Linked DNA regions of Homo sapiens: region 1 is linked to region 2. Evidence: chromatin contacts called from ENCODE Hi-C or POLR2A ChIA-PET data. All regions are on one chromosome and are shown on one strand. The core of a region is the stretch at or near the end of the contact, and the rest is flanking DNA. Distances in the headings are between cores, read along the strand shown.

Evidence for each region. Hi-C counts contacts between places; a loop is a spot of excess contacts on that map. ChIA-PET counts read pairs that join two places held with the same protein, here RNA polymerase II (POLR2A). Pooled maps may share reads with other maps.
Region 1: a loop to region 2 is called in a map of HepG2, with 4 times the contacts of the local background. The contact joins two enhancer-like sites. A Hi-C loop is called at or near these places in 1 of 168 maps with a recorded cell type or tissue (HepG2) and 1 of 50 pooled maps. POLR2A ChIA-PET finds 5 or more read pairs at or near these places in 3 of 52 experiments (H1, HepG2 and activated CD4-positive, alpha-beta T cell).

What each region holds. Positions count from the first base shown.
Region 1 is chr2:234,861,476-234,865,773 of GRCh38, reverse strand. All of the region lies in intron 2 of LOC101927896 (a long non-coding RNA gene), which reads left to right. Among named protein-coding and RNA genes, the nearest start is that of SH3BP4, 88 kb to the left of the region's middle. RefSeq lists enhancers at 2,075-2,369, 2,216-2,788. Within about 2 kb of position 2,238, at least 9 of the 41 ENCODE cell types and tissues checked have a DNase peak (open chromatin) inside an H3K27ac peak, as active enhancers do.
Region 2 is chr2:234,685,237-234,689,042 of GRCh38, reverse strand. The region is part of intron 1 of LINC01173 (long intergenic non-protein coding RNA 1173); the gene reads right to left. Among named protein-coding and RNA genes, the nearest start is that of LINC01173, 4.5 kb to the right of the region's middle. RefSeq lists an enhancer at 562-1,187. Within about 2 kb of position 2,467, at least 3 of the 41 ENCODE cell types and tissues checked have a DNase peak (open chromatin) inside an H3K27ac peak, as active enhancers do.

The DNA of each region.
Region 1 (4,298 bases), core at 989-3,488, 180 kb before region 2:
GCGTGGCTCATTGTGTCCGGCTTCTGAAGACAGCCACTCAGTTACATGCAGGCCATGGGCCTGCTTGCTCTCACATTACCCCTTCCCCCTCACACTAGGAGAAGAGTAATGTGGTTGGCAGAATAATAACCCACCAAAGATGTCTGTGTCCTAATTCCTGGAAATTGTGAATATGTTACCATACATGGCAAAGGGGAATTAAGGTTGCAGATTGAATTAAGGTTGCTAATCAATGAGCTTAAAATAGCAAGATCATCCTAGATTCCCTGCATGGGCCCAATATGATCACAAGATTCCTTATAAATAGAAGCAGCAGGAAGAAGTCAGAGGGATGCAGCGTGGGAGGACACAGCTGGCCAGTGCTGGCTCTGACGATGGAGGAAGGGGCCATGAGCCAAGGAAAGTGGTGGCCTCTGGAGGGAACGCAGCCCTCCTGAAACCTTGATCGAGCCTAGTAAGATCCATATCAGATCTCTGACCTCCAGAACAATGAGATAATGAGTTTGGGTTGTTCTAAGTTCCTATGTTTGTGGTCTTTTGTTACAGCAGCAATAGGAAACTGATACAGGCATGATTACCCACACTGTAGAGATTCTCAACAAAGACTTACAGAAACCACATAAGTTGCCCAAATCAGCAACATTCACAAGCAAAAATGACAGAGCTGCCATTTGGTCCCAGGCCCTGCAACTCTAGAATCTATGCAGTTCGACCCCCTGGTGCTGGCTGTTTGTCAGGCACTAGTGTTATTTTCTTACTCTGGAATTAGACTCGGCAAAAGTTAGAAACACCCGTATGAATGGGAGATAGAGGATGACCCCCGTGGCTTGGGATGTGTCCTGACAGGGACATTGTGTCATTGTTGCTAGACACAGCCAGGAGTAACTCAATATAAATGCAAAACTGGAGTTTTCTGGGGAAGGATAAAATAATAATAGAATTAAACTCACCATTTGATAAAACTGCAAGGGCTGTGTCTCAATTCCACCTGGCTTCCTGTCCCGGGCAGTGTGGAGGCAGAGTTCAAACTTAGGAATATTCAGAAACTGCTGAGCCAAAGGCCATGAATATTTATGAGGTGTCAGGGCTCGCCGGGTGCTGTCATGTTGGCTGGAGGAGCATGATGTGCCAGGTTTGGGTTGCTCTGCCCTCCGTCCCTGCATAATGAACTGAAGGGTGCCCTGACTTCAGCTTCTCCATCCGTCCATATGCTAAGCTAGCATTAATCCTTTCCCTGGGGCTTCATCTCATATCACTGAGTTTTTTTCCAAATGCCACCAGGGGGAAAGGTTGCATGGGCATCTCTGTCAGCTTCGTTTTTAACAAAATGACCATATTTGTGTTTTTAGCTGTCTTCTTTGTGGCCTAAGGAATTGCCTGAAGCATTCTCAGGGCCAGCCATAAGGCATGGGGCTGGGCTGGGCTGCGTTGGACAGAGATCCCTCATTCCATCTCCTCTTCTATCAGAGGAACTCCACATTTATCTGTTTTGCTTTTTGAGCTTCCCCACGAGGTTTTATTTCAAGAAGACCATCTGCTGCTACAAAAAGCTTGAGAACAATTGATTAAAAAAAAAAAAAAAACCCTATGATGGTGAAACTCTATGGGAAATTTATCAGACAATAAGTATTGACTTTACTATACACCAGGCACTTTTCTGTCACCGGAACGGAGCATCGAATAAAAGAGACAAAGATTCCTGCTTTCAAGGAGCTTACAATTTTAGTAAAGTAAAACATGATACCCTAAAAAATAATCATGGGGGGACATGTGGATGCGCCTGTCTTCTGGGCTTTCTTGGGCCTCCTAGATTGGATGTTAGCTTGGGGTCACTTTCACTCTTGGAGCATGTGTTTTCTTGCCCCTTCCTGTTATTTGATGACCTTAGGCTGCCCCACCCCCAGAAGTCCTGGAAGTCCTGGGAGTGTCCCTTGTGGACTCTGGCCCTCCTTCCCCAGGCACCCAGGTGCTTCTCTGACCCCTGTGGGCCCTTCCTGGGGTGAGGTGGTGGGGGCGGGTCACATATGGGAGCACAGCTGAGGGCTGCTTTGGGAAGAAGCAGGGATGAAGCCCCTCTCCCCGTCTGGCACCCCCAGGGTCTGACTGACTTGTGATGAGCACACCTCTTTTCATCTTGGCTCCAAGTCATTTCTCCCAGGATTTCAGCCAGATTCCATGGGCTGGATCAGGGTCACGTGGGCTGGACTCGGAGTGTGTCGTCCTCGGATGACTAAGGCTTTGTTCCGGCCTGACCTTGCCTGCCTGGCTCTCTTCCCTTGGGAAAATTCTCTTCCAAGAGGCTCGTCTGTCAATCCCCCCTCAGAATGGGCTTCAGCCGGGCAGTCTCACCAGTTTATCAGACAAGCCCTGTCTTGCCCCCATGTCACAGGTGCAGCTTTTCCTCATGACATGACCCCTCCCTACACAAGTCTTCTGCCCTTAACCTGAGGGGGAGTTTCTCTCCTCCCCACGTAGGCCACGAAGTGGAGCAGCTGCCCTCTCTTCACTTCACCTCCATGCTCCCAAACAACATTGTCGCTTTTAAGACAGTCACCACTGAGAACGCTGGGCAAGTCCCAGAGGCTTACGAAATTTTACAGAGCGCATCCTTAGACCTGCAGACTACGGGGGGAATAAAGCCTCTCCTTCAGTTTGCAGATGGAACTGAAAGAATTTCTACACAGTAAACAGATTCACCTGAACTGGCCGAGTCTCAGCAAGGTCTTATTGAATTCTAACACACAGTGTAACAGTCAAAAGTAATTCCGCTTTTACCTGGGCCTCTTGAAGGACAGTAAAGATGATCTAATCTTAGTCCCTGGCAGCTTTCCTTAAACCCACTGCACTCACCCTCCAGTGTTCTCAGACCGCACCCTCCCCTTCCCTGGTCCCCCAGCCTCAGCCCCGGTCTGCACATCGTGTTCCTCAAGCTTTCCTCCCCTCTTGGATTGGAGGATGGAAGGTTGGAAAAGCTCACATTAATACATTATGTTCCGGCTCATCCCTTTTTTAGTTTTATTTATTTATTTTTTGAGAGTCTGGCTCTGTTGCCCAGGCTGGAGTGCAGTGGCATGATCTGGGCTCATTGCAACTCTGGCTCGAGTGATCCTCCCACCTCAGCCTCCTAAGTAGCTGGGACCACAGACATGTGCTAGCATGCTCAGCTAATTTTTGTATTTTTTTAGAGATGGGGTTTCCCCATGTTGCCCAGGCTGGTCTCGAACTCCTGGACTCAAGTGATCCACCTGCCTCGACCTCCCAAAGCGCTGGGATTATAGGTGTGAGCCACTGTGCCCTGGTCCCTTTTAAAAATTCTTGGTGGAGCCAGTTCAAACTCCCAATGTCGCTCAATCTGGTTTCTCTCTCCTGTGAAGTCGCTTTCCTCTGCCACTGCAGCTCCAGAGGCCTGAGGACAAATGTCAAGGTCAAGGGTAGCAGAGCTGCTGTCTCGTGGCCCAGACTGACCTGCTGGCTTTCCCCTGGTCCTTGCCTTTCTTTCTTAAGGACAGTGGCTTGCGGGGGAGGTGGACTGGTAGGAACAAGTCAGATGTTGTTGGCACTTGTGTCTTGTTTCGTGCATGTGATGTCTTAAACAATTTTATTACATTCAAAGCAGTGCATTTTACATGAAAACCCAGGTTTCTGGCATGTCTTGAGAAGCTGGGACATTTGGTGACTCCGTGTCCCCAGGGAGCAGTCAGCTGAGAAGGTTCCCTTAGACCCAGTTTGTTTCTTCAGTTCACACAGTCCTGCTTGGCCCACGCGCTCCTTTTCCTGTCCAGCCCCTGCAGGCATTTGAGTTTTCAAGCTTGCCTTTGTTGTAATGGCTTTGGAATAGCTTGCATTATTTATAGTGCTCCCATTTAGTTTCTGTAGGCCACACACATTTTGACCCAAGTAAGAACTGTATACCCAGATATTAAGAGGGGCAGGGAGGAGATGAAGGTCTCCAATTGCCTACCCTTGTAATTCCTTACTGCTGGTTCAAGTCAGGGAGATTCTTCCAACAGTGCCCCTTCCTCAAAATGCAGGTGGCTGGGGAAGATGATGGCATGGCTTCTCTTGGACCAGGTCCTGGCTGCCCTGGACATCATTTCTGTTGCTTAGGTTGAGTCGTGGGTTCATGTGGGGTCTCGAACACCATCAGGCAATGGTGGTGAACCCCACCGCCCCTAAACGCGATGCAGCCTTCTTGGAGTGCTTTGCTCAGTCTCCTTCCACCTGAGCAAGGCAGCTCTCCACAGGCCCCTGCCCCGGCACTGGCATGCAAGAAGCAAAAAGAAAGCCTTCACAGCATT
Region 2 (3,806 bases), core at 1,218-3,717:
ATTTTTTTAAAGGAAAAAGATAAAAATTCACATATATTTAGACAAAAGAGAAAAGAGGGCAGATTATTTAAAAACAAACAAAAATTAATCTGACATCAGACATTTCTGCAAAAGCCAGGGGATGATGTCCCCAAATTCACACACTTCTAAGAGGTAAAAATTGAGTCAAAGTTAGGTACAAAGACTATCATACCCAGCCACACTTTTACAACACAGGGTCATCCTTGGTTACATTGGGGATTAGAAAATGACCATTCACATTCTCTTTTATAATTAGTTAAGAGATATTCTAGCCAACATAAAAGCAATCAATATAAAGAATTAATTACCAAAAAAAGAGCACCTTACTTAGTCACCCCTTTAGTTAATAAACATTTATTGAATGGTTGCAAGGTGCCAAGGCATTGTGCTAGTAAGCAAAATTTTGAACAAAACCAGAAAGGTCCATGCCCTTGTGAAGCCCACAGTCCAAGGGACAAGAGGGAAATAAACAGGCAAACACCTACCAGGAGACAGGTAACATAGTGGCATGGTGCATGGTGGGATGGTGACAGGGTGAGATGGTGGTGTGGTAACTTGATAACATAGTTCAGTATGACAGGGTGCATCATGACACAGTGGTACAGTAAGTAACATCTCACCATATCATGGTGAGATGGTGGCATGGTGATGTGGCATGGTGATATGGTGATGTGACATGATGGCATTGTGGCAAGATGTGATATGGTGGCATGGTGATATGGTGTCATGGTGATGTTGTGACATGGTGACATGGTGGTATCGTGGCATGGTGGCATAATGATGTGGTGATATGGTGGCATGATGGTGTGTGACGTGATATGGCATGATGATGTGGTGGCATGGTAACATGGTGGCATGATGATGTGGTGGCATGGTGGTGTGGTGAGGTGGTGACATGGGGACATTGCAGCATGGTGGCATGATGTCATGGTGGTATGGTGGCATGGTGGTGAGTTGATGTGTGGCATAGTGACATGGTGGAATGATGGCACGATGGTGTGGTAGCATGGTGACATGATGGCATGGGTGGCATGGTGGCGTGGTGACATGGTGGTGTGGTAATGGGGTAGCATGGTGGTATAGGGGCATAGTGGCATGGTGGCTTTAGGGCATGGTGGCTTGGTAACATGGTAGGTACGGTGATTCTAAAGAACCAAGCCCAGTTCAGGGTGGCCTGAACACAGGGTAGGTGAGAACTGAAATGGATCGAACACAGAGACCACACAGCACCACAGCCCATGAGGCCTAGGCAGAGGCTGTGTGGTCTTGATCACTAAGGCTCTGCCACTTCTTAGCTCAGCATCTGGCTCATAGTATAGGTCCTCAATAAATATTTATTGGATGAATAAATGAGTTACATTAAAATGGCCTAAAAAGAGAAAAAAAATCTCAAATAATTTTTACTTTATTAAAAATAGCAATGATAATATACGTCGATCTAGGTCTATAATGTGAAAGTAAATTAACAAAGACTAGGAAATAATCAAGTGCATAGGAAGAGATAAAGTGTAATAAATTTTAAGTCTTATGTAAAAAGGAGTCAAAATAATTGCTTTATTCTGGACTTAGATAATTAGAGAACACATTTAAATAGATATTTTAAAAATTAAAAGTATTCATTGGTATAATTTTTAAAAATACCATCGTACAAATAACATGAATATAAAAGAAAGCTACAGTAAAGTATACAATGGAAAGCCTAACAAAGCAAGATGAGAGGCATAAGGGTCAAGCATTTTCGTTATGATGATAAATGTTGGCAGTTTAAATTCCGCTATATCAAAGCAAAGTCTTATAATAGGAAGCAAAAATAGGATATGATACAAGAAATAAATATTAAGGAGAGCTCTTTTACAATTTAAAATAAAAGACTGGGGAAAGATAGACAGGAAAGTTCACATGACAGAGGAAACGATTATTTCAATATGAAGAAAATGTAGGCATCAACTCAAGGAGCCTTAAAGTGGCAATAAAAGTCATGTTGTGTTATGAAAGGTATTAGCAGTAAAAATGGTCCTTAGCCTTCATATGCTGAGAAACACAGTACTGGCACTGTATATTCACATTTTAAAAGTCAAGAAGAAATGATCAAAATACAACTATTAGGGAGAGTTTATCAGTACCACTACTCTATGGTAGATCAGGAAACAATGAAAAGAGAATTAGTTGCGTGTGGCTGCCATAACAAATTGCCACAAATGTGATGGTTTAAAATGACACATATTGACTGTCTCACAATTGTGCAGGTCAGAAGGCTGTAATCAGTTTCACTGGGCTGAAATGGAGATGTCAGTAGGGCCTCACCGTCTCCAGAGGCTCTGGGGAGGACCTGTTTTCCTGCCCTTTCTTGTCTTTTCTAGCTTGGAGCTGCATTCCTTACATTCCCTGGCTCCTGGCCCCTCCCTCCACCTTCAAAGCCAGCAGCATAGCATCCAGCTTCAGTGGTCACAAGGCCTTCTTCTTCTCTATCAAATCTCTCTCTGCCTCCCTCTTGTAAGAATACTTGTGATTTGCATTTAGGGCATACCTGGATAATCCAGGTGAGAAAAGAAAAATAGCTGAGAGCAGTCTGAACGATGTGGGCAGAACTTACCAGGCTCAGAGATACTTGAGCACAGGGCTTCAGTCTCACCCTGCCCTTCCACACCTATGCTGGGGGCAATTGTTTAAAAGCATTTCAGACCAGATGTCTCACCCTTATATCCTGTTCCTGGAATTAGTGATACAAAAGACAATGTATAGCCATTCAATAGACTATGTTATTTTAATGTAAATTGTTGGTGAACAGCTTAGGAACTGCCTCTCCTTCTTTTCTTTAAAATCCGACTTGTAACTGCTGTTAATTAGAATGTAGATTCAGGGCAATTAGGATCTATGCTCCTGGGTTGCAGTCCTCAAATTTGGCCCAAATAAACTCTCTACTTTTATTAATTTTGCCTCAGTTTTTTTTTCCTTTAAGTTGATTCAGGATAATCTTCCCATCTCAATACTGTTAATCACATCTGCAAAGTCTTGTCTTATAAAGTAATATCCAAAGGTTTGAGGGATTAGGACCTGTATATCTTAAGGGGCCACTGTTCAGCCTATCACAATGATAATGTAAGACTTAGAAAAGATAAAGATAAAGCTCGTACTAATAGGACTACTAATTTTTGAATGTCCATGGAACATTTACAAAAGTTGCATATATTTGCCTCTATAAAATCCTCAGAGCAAAACTTGTTATTCGTGAACATAATTTTCTAAAATTCAAGATTTATAATAAACATTTAGAAAGAATAACCCAATTAGTTAAGATATAACAAATAAAATAAAAGCCCTCTCAGATAACTAATAGGATATCAAATATTATTTCAGTATATTTAGAAAATTATTAAAAAGGAAGACACTATGTAACTAAGGCTTTCCAAGGTATTGGGAGAGGCCAATTATTAACCCTAAATGCTTTCATTTCCAAATGAAGAAGAAAAAAAATATATGTTATCCTTCAACGTAGGGAATTAGAAAGAACATAATATAGATGAAATCAGAAATTAATGACTTTTAAGATGATGGGATTAATAAGTGAAACAAAAAATGATTTATTTGCAAAGACAATAAATACCTCTGCCCAGTGTAGTCAAGGAATAGGGAAACTGTAGAAAAATAAACTTAGTGAAGGTCTTCGTTTCTCATTCCTATCAACACATTACAATGTTACTTTGGAGGCTCTGGACAGAAGACAAAAACAAGTAATATACATTTGATATGAAGAAGATAGAAGTATTACTATTTGCAGCCAGTAT